2 separate regions of the Homo sapiens genome follow, and region 1 is linked to region 2. A link is an interaction called in ENCODE POLR2A ChIA-PET data of the cell type or tissue named here. Cell type or tissue: MCF 10A. All regions are shown on one strand. Links, peaks and the distances in the headings refer to the core of each region. The heading gives the core; the rest is flanking DNA. Region 1 overlaps LOC100506403 (a long non-coding RNA gene). Region 2 overlaps RUNX1 (RUNX family transcription factor 1).

Evidence for each region. Peaks named below come from ENCODE experiments on the same cell type or tissue, not always from the same donor. Only the 100,000 strongest peaks of a DNase experiment are listed, where the experiment ranks them.
Region 1: POLR2A ChIA-PET joins it to region 2 with 6 read pairs; 1 of 35 experiments calls an interaction of 5 or more read pairs at or near these places.

The regions. Positions count from the first base shown.
Region 1 is chr21:35,393,589-35,398,968 of GRCh38, forward strand. The region is part of intron 2 of LOC100506403 (a long non-coding RNA gene); the gene reads right to left. Among named protein-coding and RNA genes, the nearest start is that of MIR802, 320 kb to the right of the region's middle. In MCF 10A, for the core only: no CTCF peak of the experiment used is centred there; a DNase peak (open chromatin) is centred at 2,353.
Region 2 is chr21:34,861,749-34,867,128 of GRCh38, forward strand. All of the region lies in intron 5 of RUNX1 (RUNX family transcription factor 1), which reads right to left. All of the region lies in intron 1 of RUNX1-AS1 (RUNX1 antisense RNA 1), which reads left to right. Among named protein-coding and RNA genes, the nearest start is that of RUNX1-AS1, 28 kb to the left of the region's middle. RefSeq lists enhancers at 3,552-4,751, 4,022-4,191, 4,232-4,511. In MCF 10A, for the core only: no CTCF peak of the experiment used is centred there; DNase peaks (open chromatin) are centred at 2,493, 3,943 and 4,283.

The DNA of each region.
Region 1 (5,380 bases), core at 216-5,215, 530 kb after region 2:
TCCTTCCCCAGAACATTATCACCCTCTGGCCCATTATATACTGTATCATATGTGATATTTACTTTCTGTCTCCCTTGCTGATAATGTCAGCTCCAGAAAGGTAGGACTTTTTAGCTGCTTTGATCACTGGTGTATCCTCAGTGAGAAATGACTGCTACGGTTTCAATGTCCCCTCCAAAACTCCTGTTGAAACTTAATTCCCAATGTGGTAGTATTGAGAAATGGGGCCTTTAAGAGGTGATTGGGTCATGAAGGCTCTGCACTCATGAGTGGATTAATCCACCCATGGATTAATGGATTGATGGGTTAATGGATTAATAGCTTATTGTGGGAGTCTGACTGGAGGCCTTCTAAGAAGAGGAAGAGGGACCAAAGCAAGTAGGTGAGCACCCTCAGCTCCCTGGCCACATGAGGCTCTGTGCCACATCAGGACTCTACATAGAGTCCCCACCAGCAAGAAGGCCCTCACCAGATGTGGCCCCTTGACCTTGGACTTCTCAACCTCTATAACTGCAAAAAATAAATTCCTTTTCTTTATAAACTGTTTCAGGTATTCTGTTATAAGCAACAGAAAATGGACTAAGACAATGAAAAAGAGGATCTCTTAAACATACATCTGCAACTGGAAGAAGTCCCAGCCCCCTGGCACCCAGCCTAGGACTTGGCATTTGATAAATGCTCAGTGACTGTTGAGTGAACACATGATTGCCCATCGCTCCACACAGATTTAGTCTTCACTGAGAATTCCATATGTACAGACATGGATTAAATAATTGAGAAAGTGAAAGGACTTAATCAAGTTCATGTTAATTAAAGGTGAGAACTTACATTCTCTGTCTTGGTAACCAACCTGCACAGTCTTAAAAAGCAGAACACTAGAAACACCTTGGTAGAAATTAAGCACAGAAAGAACTATTAAAGAGCATTTGCGCTGAGGGATCTTGGCCCTAGTAGAATGTGGGGCCAGAATTCTAAGATGGTCCCCAAGATACCCTCTCTTGGTGTATGTAAGCCCTATAAAATCCCTTCCTCCAAGTATCAGCAGAACCTTCGAATACGATAAGGTATCAGTCCTGGAATTATATTACATTATATGCAAATGGCAGATTATTTGGGATGAGGCTAATTCATCAAACGAGGTCTTTAAGAGTGTTTACTCCACCTGGTTGCAGAGGAGAAAGTCAGAGACATGTGCTCTTGTTGGCCTGAAAGAAGCAACTATCATGTGGTGAACCACCTACAGGGGCCACACAGCAAGGAACGGCAGGCAGCCTCTAGAAGCCAAGAGCCTTCCTGGACCAACATCTAGCAAGAAAATAAGGACCTCTGCCATACAACCACAGAGAAATGAATCCCACTAACAGTGAACTTGGAAAAGCATCCTAAGCCTCAGATGAGAACCACAGCACCTTTAGATGGGAACAGTATGGTAGTCCGTTCAACATCTTAATTGTGGTCTGTGAAACCACCAGCAGACAGCCCTGCCATAGCCAGCCTAGACTTCATACCTACAGGAACTGTGAGACCATTGATATGGGTTGTTTGCAGTCACTAAGTTTGTGGTAATTTGGTATGAAGCAATAGAAAACCAATACGCATAGTGAGCTAGCTGAGTTCACTTCTCAGTGGTTAAAAAGATGAACAAATAAAGGTTACCAAGGGCTGTCGGGGGTAAAAGGAGCTTTTGTTTAATGTGTACAGAGTTTCTGCTGGCAGCAATGAAAAAGTTTTGGGTATAGATAGTGGTGATGGGTACACAGCACTGTCAATATACTTTAATGCCACTGGGTTGTAAACTTACCAATAGTTAAAATGATAAATATTATTTTATATATACATATATATATGTATATATATATATATATATATGTATATATATATATATTTTTTTTTTTTTTTTTTGAGAAGGTGTCTTGGTCTGTCACCCGGGCTGGAGTGCAGTGACGCGATCTTGGCTCACTGCAAGCTCCGCCTCCCGGGTTCACGCCATTCTCCTGCCTCAGCCTCCTGAGTAGCTGGGACTACAGGCGCCTGTATGCTATATATATATATTATCACATTTTTAAAGAGAGAAAGATGAATAAATAAAAAGAATATTGGATCACTCTACTTCTTTGATTACGGCCAATGATATTCTTCTCAGGCCCCTAATCTCAGTCCTATTCAAAATTAATTCTAATTGACTCAAAATATCCTTCAACTTAAAAATAAATTTTATTTTTTTAATATTTTAAAAATATTTTAAAAATAAGTTCTCTATCAAATGTTGAGTCTTGCTGACTCATGCAGTAGAGGGATTAGAGAAACCAGTACAAATCAGGAAGAGTGAAAAATAGCTTGAATCCTATGAATCATCTTGAGCTTTGACAGACAGGAAAGGAAAAGACAGAGTTATATGCCCTGGCAATGTGAGAATGGGTTGGGTCGGAAGAGTAGCACCCATAAGGCAAGATGGAAAACCTTCTGGCATTTTACTTAAGCCCCATGGCTGCTCAGGGCTGACCTAAGCAGGACAAAGAGACCACCAAGGCAGGTGAAGGGCAGGACCCAGACAGGAGGTAGAGAACACCAGCTAAACTGTGGGAGAGGATTGGGGAGAGCCCAGCAATGACCAGGAAGCTTTTTGTCTGGGGCCATGAACCTGGGACCCTACCCAGCAGTGACAGCCCAGATGACCTGTCAGGGAGGAAAGTCCTGGGAATGGTGACAACAGATGCCATGGAGGGCTGGGATGCTCAGGACTGAGATATAAGGATTGTCTCAATGGCACCTTTCTAGAAGGGGAGGATTTTTAAGAGTTTGACTTCAGAATTTGGTTCCCTAGTCATGGATTGTTGGGCATGGTGAAACATGACCATCTCAGCACAGGCCTATAGTCTGATGAAAATAAGAACTGAGCTCTCCTGGAAGGTAGACTTCTTGGCTGTGGATTGTGGTCTGGTCAATGCATCCTCAACAACTCCAGATGGAGCTTCTTGTTTGGTTTCCTAATCTCCCATCCGCACAATACCCAAACCCATAAATAACCCTCTGCCCCTCAAACCATTCTGCCTTTTGTTTTCTTCTCACATCTTGTACATCACCCTGCTTCTATGGAGGATCCTGCAATTTATTAATAATAATAAAAACAGTGGCAACAATACAAAACCAATATTGCTTATGGGCCATCCACAGTGCACTGAAGCCATGCTAAGCACTCAAGAGACCTTGTCTCCTTCAGTTCTCACAGTAGCTTTAGGAGATGGTGGAGGAAAGAGCTCAGCTCAGAGAGGGTAATAACCTGTCCAGTGTCACACAGCCAGTGAGTGGGTTATGAGTTTTAACTTAGGCTCATCTGACTCCAAGACCTGCACTTTCAATTTAGGACGACTCAACTCTCCATTCATTATGATCCTATGAGAAGGAACTTCATAAGAGGTGGGCCATGGTTTCTTTTTTTTGAGACAGAGTCTCGCTCCGTCGCCCAGGCTGGAGTGCAGTGGCGCAATCTCGGCTCACTGCAAGCTCCGCCTCCCGGGTTCACGCCATTCTCCTGCCCCAGCCTCTCGAGTAGCTGGGACTACAGGCGCCTGCCACCACGCCCGACTAATTTTTTGTATTTTTAGTAGAGACGGGATTTCACCGTGTTAGCCAGGATGGTCTCGATCTCCTGACCTCATGATCTGCCCGCCTCGGCCTCCCAAAGTGCTGGGGTAACAGGCGTGAGTCACGGCGCCCGGCCGGCAATGGTTTCTTTATGTGGCCTTTCTTGCCAATAGTCTGGAAGCGGCACTCTATGTCAGAGGTAGAAAGGAAGCAGGCATCTGTCCATCAAAAGGAGAAACTGGGGGCAGACACTTGATGACCTACAGGAATTTAAGGAAAAGCATAACACTCATGCGTATATTCTAATCAAGCAAAAGATGAAAGGCCTTATGGCAAAAAGGATAGAAAATTTCAAAATAATAGAAAATTTGGTTGGTGTGAGGTCTTGTTTAGTGAGCGTCATTTATAACGTTCATTAAACATTAGGAAACAAAACCAACACACTACACAGTCGTCCACAGAAAACAGTCTGGGCAGAACACGGCATTGCTTCTCAAAACATTTGAGAGTATGCATTTTCGCCAGGTGCTCCCTTAACATTTTAAATCTCACTGCGGTATCTCTTACTTAAAAAATAAAATAAAATAACGAAAGCTGTCTCTCACTTACACAACAGTCCAAATATTCTGAGTACTCACAGTACCAAAATATATATATATAATATATAAACACATTTGTAACCCTAGTTCTGCAAAGGTCCTTTATCTCTCGGATATTTTGCAATGGTTTCCATAACCTGGGATACTGCTTGTAAAATTCATCTCGACAAGCTAACAGATTTTCCCGAAGGCTGGCCAAGAATAATTTTAAAGAAATAAAGTGGCTTAACCCAGTTTTCTTGTGTATTCAGGAAAAGACAGGATATACATTTATATCCTTAAGAAGCAAGTAATCCAACTTTCTTTCCAACATGAGCTTAAACATGTTTGGAAGAAGAAAAATAACTAACTTATTAAGTATGCCATTTTATTTTGCTTTGATTGTTCCAGAATTAGTTAAAGATAGGGAAGATAGCCCCCAAAATGTAAATTATCAAATAATCATAAAAGTAAAAATATTGTGCTAATTATTTCAAAAATGACAAATCAAACTGGGAATTGACATATTAAGAACGACATTTTCTATGTCTGGAATTTTTGGAGAAAAAGTTACTATAGATTAGATAATGTTTGAATAACTAAAGCCTGATTCTTAGCAGAAAAATCTCTTTTGCTTTGAAGTATTTTAACTTAAATGTTTCTAAAATCTGCCTTACAAAAAGTATGTCCTATATATCAATTATTGTTCTGAGGTCCAATGAACAAACAAACCCAAGAATGCTGGAGTTTTCACTTAGGTTGGGCCCACCTCCAAGTCTCAAGTCTCAGCTCCTCTGAGGTGGAGACTGCCAGGCATTTGATGGCTGGCTAGAGAGGAAGAAGGAATAGGGCAGAATGAACACTTTCACTTTGGTCTTTAACAGAGGTTTATCTCCATTCATAGAAAAATGCTGCCTGTGACAAGCAGTCCCAAGAAAATTCCATCAAAAAGTGGAATTACACTTTTTGTGTAAAGTGGATGGCACACAGTCATGGTAGAATAAACTTCATAGCTGTGTGGAAAGGTGCTGTAGACAGAGGGGAATCCAATCAATTAACTTTCTGTGGAATGGAACCACTTTCTACAGGGATCAGGAGTAGAAAACAGGGAGGGAGAATGAAAGCCCAAGAAGAAAGGCTGTTTCCCTGTAGCCAAAGGTGGGAAAGAAACCAGATTGTCCCCTACAACATTAGGCAGTGACTCAGTGCAAATCCTC
Region 2 (5,380 bases), core at 293-5,292:
TGCCCTTCAGCATCTGGCAACGGGCAGTCACTCAGTCACTTGTTTTCCAGGCAGCCTTCCTTGATGACTACATTTTGCTTTATGGCTGTTTGGGCTGCCTCATAAATCATCCTTCACCTTTGATTATTTAGGGTGTCATACTGAATGCAGTTTGCGGCTGTGTAGACCTAGTCTCCCAGAAGGTGGGGACCCTTTTCTATATACCCATGTAGCCCTCACAGAAAGGTGGGAAAGGGTGCAAGTGGGAAGGGGCTTTAGGAGAGAGGGGGTATTTAAAATTAAAAAAAAAAAAGTCCCTTGAGGACACAACAATAGATAATGCCATTGTCCCAGTCCTGAGTAGGTCTAGGGGTGCATGTGGGTGTATGAGAGAGAGAGAGAGAGAGACTGAGGTGGTTCTTTCAGCAAGAGAGTTACAAGTTTGGGGATGCAATACAAACGATTTTACCTCTCCAGATCTCAGTTTCCTCATCAGCAAAATGAGGGGGGTTCATGGGATGCATGCAATGTCCCTTTCAACTCTCTGATTTCATCTTCCAAGAATGCAGCTGGCCTGAGATGCCCATAGCCATGTGCAGGCGGGCAGGTCCACGTGTGATTCTTCTGTTGCCTACAACTCTAGCACCTCAGTGACTTCATAAAAATACTGTATTTGTTTCCTGGGGCTGCTGTAATAAATTATCACAAACTGGGTGGCTTACAACAATAGAAATTAAGACTTTCACAATTCTGGAAGTCAGAAGTCCCAAATCAAGGTGGCAGCAGGGCCACACTCCCCCTGAGGGCTCTAGGGAGGATCCTTGCCTCTTTCTCGCTTCGGATGGTGGCCAGCATTTCTTGGCGTTTCCTGACTTGCAGCTGCAGCACTCTAGCCTCTGCCTCCATCTTCACATGACTGTCTTCCTACTGGGTGTCCCCTCCCTCTTCTTAGAAGGACATCAGTCATTGGACTTATGGCCCACCCAAGTCCAGTATGACTTTATCTCGATTACACCTGTAAAGACCTTAAGCCATATTTTAAGGTTCTAGGTGGACATACACTTTTTGGAGAACACTATTTAACTCAGTACAAATAGCAATGTAGTAAGAGCTCCCATCATGGCTCTACCAGTGACAACTGCTCTACAGGCACGCGTGTGTTTTACCCTCTGGAACAGTCTTGCTCCGATAGTGGCTCTCCTACCACCACGCTATCCACGACTACCCAAATGACAACAAAGAATGGTTGCATTCATAATACTGGCATTTTTAAGTCGTGTAGAACTTACAACTTTTTAAACACCTTCCCATATACTATTTCATTTGGTCCTCACACCAATCTCATGAAATAAACAAGATGGATTTTATTGTTCTTGATGAATAGGTAGCAAAGCTAAGGCCCAGAAAGGTTAAGTAATTTTCCCAAAGTCACACAGCTTTGATATACAGCAAAACTCATATCCCTGAGCTTTCTACTCACTGTTCTTCCGGTTATTATCCCTGAGGTCATAAATCTCCACCCGCAAACCCAATAGCACCAGTACAAGAAATCTGGACTGGAGATACTTTATCCACACCTACCACTGCCCCAAAAAGTAAAATCTGACTCTGTGATTCTAATGTACCAATGGTACTCAACCTGGGTTATAGCTCAAAAGCATTTTCTTACTGAGCTGCGTTTGGGCCTCTGGCAGTTGAGCACTCATGACACCCCATCTGGTAAACCACAGACTAACCTATATAATCAGGAGTAAAACTTAATCAAAGTGATAATTTGTGAAATGAATGGTCATTATCTGAATTCTCATTATTTCATGCCCATCTTTTTTTTTTTTTTTTTTTTTTGAGATGGAGTCTTGCACTGTCTCCTGGGCTGGAGTGCAATGGCGTGATCTCGGCTCACTGCAACCTCTGCCTCCCGGGTTCAAGCGATTCTCCTGCCTCAGCCTCCCGAGTAGCTGGGATTACATGTGCATACCACCACACCCAGCTAATTTTTTGTATTTTTAGTAGAGATGGGGTTTCACTATGTCAGCCATGCTGGTCTCGAACTCCTGACATTGTGATCCGCCCACCTTGGCCTCCCAATCATGCCCTTCATTTTAAGCACAGTCACAAGACATTTCCACCGAGCACACACTAGTAGGTGGGGCGTTTTGGCCAGTCATGTGGTTCTCCCTCACAAAGGGCTCTTGTTTACAGCTTTGGGTACAAGGACATTTGCTTATTATCTTACAGACACAGTGATGACTTCTTCACAGGTGTAGGTGACATTTTTCCACAGCACGAAAACTGCCTTACACGTCCTTTGTATTCTTCCAATGAGACCCAGCAGAGCCTTGATACTGGGCTGCAGTCAGCAACGGGCGCACCTGACAGGAGCCACATGCTCTGCCCTCCACGTGGCCCTGCCCTCTCTGTGGCCCCACCCCATGGCGGCTGGGACACAGCCCTTCTTGGCCAGCATCTGCAGAAGTAGGATCTGTGCCTCGGGGCACACGTGTTATGAGCCAAATTCCCTCATTGAAATGACCTATAGGCCTGGTATTTTAAGTACATGGGTGTGGAGCACAAAAGACTCTCAAGTGTTTCTCCCAGCGAGCTGCAGCCGGAATAGTGAGAAATCACAGGAGAGCAAGGGAGGGCAGGTTGGCTAAATAGCAACGGCCCCAAAATGGGCTTTTCAGGACCCAGTGCAGGGGTGGAAGGATGGGGCTGCTGCCGAGAGGGCCGGTGTTTCTGTTGGCAGCCTGGAGGATCCAAGGCTCCCTGAAGCACTCACTGGCCTTGGTCTGGTGAGGCCAGCAGAGGCTTTGGTCAGTGCACAGATGGCCCCAGCACTGATCCTGTGTGTGCTGCTGGAAGTCGGCAGCTCTTGGTTCCAGAGGGGGCCACCACGGGGTCACAGGGTGGCCTGCATGGAAGGAAGCCAAGGAAAGGGGTAAACAAGGGGTAAACACCAAGTCCTTCCTCCTGCTCACTGAACCCTGACCACCACAGCAGCATCAGTTCCAGCCAGGGCTTGGGTTCCAGGAGGACCATTAGAAGACCATTAGAAGCACCAAACGACACTCATACTGAATAAGAAGGTGAGAACAAAAAACAACAGGGCAGATGAGGTTTGTCTTGATGTAGGCTTGGAAGCAGTGAGAGAGAAGAATTCCATATAAAATCCCATGAAGGTGGAAACACAGTGGTGATTCATTCAGTGTGGACTCTCAAGGCAACCTACTTAGGTTCAAAACCTCGCTCTGCCACTTGCTAGCTGTGTGACCTCAGGCAAGTTACTTGACCTCTCTGGGGCCTCAGCTTTGTCATCTGTAAAAGGGGGTTAATAACAGTCATTCCATCTCGTAGCATTGTTCTGCAGGTTAAATGGAATGCTGAATATACAAGCAGAGCACAGGGAAAGGTCTCAGTAAATGTCAGTGGAATGATCATTAAAGACATGATAAAGGTGATTCCACAAAGACCAGAGCTGTGACAGATCCCGTAAGAAGGAGCTGGGGATGAAGTAGGCACTGACGTCTGACATGAGGAGGGGTTTTGTGCGTGTGTGTGTGTGTGTGTGTGTGTGTGTGTGTGTGTGTGTGTGTGTTCAGCAGGTGATGGGGCTGCTACCAGGCCTAAACGCAACTTGAACTTCAAGTTCAAGTTCACTCCTGCCCCGCCAGCTGGCGACCTTTGTAAGGCACAACTGTGAGTGGCTGATATGCTATGTAAACAAGCCAGGCCAGTGCTCCTCACTGCAACATGTGTTGTCTCCCTCGACGCCAGTGTGTCCATCCAAATGCCAGGGCAAAATACTAACTGCTTTATTTAGTTGGGAAGAAGGTCAAGGGGTGAGTCTTCCTGGACACTCGCTGCCATGACACACTCCCCAGGGCCAGTCAGCGGGGAGGCCCCAGGTCTAGGCTTGATTAGTCTTGACGTTGGCGGCCCTGGGGCTGGTGAACTCTGACAGCCAATTGTGGTCAAATAAAGCCACGGCTGGAACCTGCAGTTCCGCATGGCCCAGCGCACTCTCCACTTCCTCACCACATCTGGGAAGTGGCTAAACCTCAGGATTGCTTCAAATGTGCACACTGCTCCCCAAAGAGCTGAGGGTGGCAAGGAGATTACAAAGCAAAAAGACATGCAGCTCGGGGTCATTTCTTGCCTAGGTGTGAAGAACATATTTAAAAGTGCATCCAGGCCACATCAGAGCAGAATCCTCCTATAACACCCCGTGTCTGACGGGCGAGCCCCGACTCCTGTTGTGACTCGGCCTCCTCAGGTCTAGTTTGCAGGTATCCCCGGTCTACCTGAGTTGGCTCTGCAGCAGACTCTGTTCCTGTCACTCTCCTTAGTGTAGGTCTGTAAGCATGAGTCATCTTCTTCTTTTGGGGACAGTTTCAGGGGATGTGAAACTTGCCCTTTGTCACGCAAAGGAAGGCTGCAGACACAAAGGAGCCGTCTGCCCTGGGGGCTCAGAGTCCTTAGGAAACACAATCGCAACATTTTTCACTCTTGTGTTTGTCTGCAGGAAAGCCAGTTGTGCCCAGAGTCTTGAAACGCCCAAAGAGTGAGAAAGGAAAAATAAAAGAAAAACATCGCAGCTTTTAAAAACCAAGAGAGTCAGTGAAGGCTCAGGTTCTGCTCTTTGCAAATTCAGGAAATCCCACAAGATCCTGAAAGGTTGCAGGGAGATTTCTCCTTTTACAATAGATGGCTTTGGGTCTAATTTTAATTGCGGATAACTAAGTATAAAAATTAACGTACCCTCGGATTCCAGGAGTAGTCTGCATTTGGAGTATTTTTTATGAAGTATTTTTAATTTTGATTTCTCACTTTTCCACTGGAACAACCTAACAGCCAAAATTCATGCTTATGCTCCTCTTCCATTTCCTTACCCAAACATTTGCCACTATTTTTGACAGTGGAGTTGTATAATTAATTTATTTGGGGATTTCTGGACGGGATACAAATCCTTCAACTTGCACATAATTTCCTGATTCTCCATGCTGAATTGAATTAAGATGTCGGCGTACTGTATATACTTGTGTGCAAAGTGCCTGTATTTGCAGATTGCTTGATCCAATCGCACTCACATCACACATGCAAAATGCAGACTTGAGGCCTAAGCTACTGGCACCAGGACTACCCTCAAAAGTCAGACTGAAAATCAGGTCCTTAGAATATAGAACTCAGTTTTCCATGGAAATGGCATTTGTTTGGAATTATGGATTGTTTGAAAAATAGCTGTTTTACTTGGAGAAAACCGAAGACATGCAAAGCATTTTCTCTGGAGATGTTCTATGAAAATGAGTTGTTTGAGGACAGGGACAGAATTTTATTCATCTTTGTATCTTCTATTCTGAGGCAATAAAGAAAAGTTTGATAAATGAGGCCAGGCATGGTG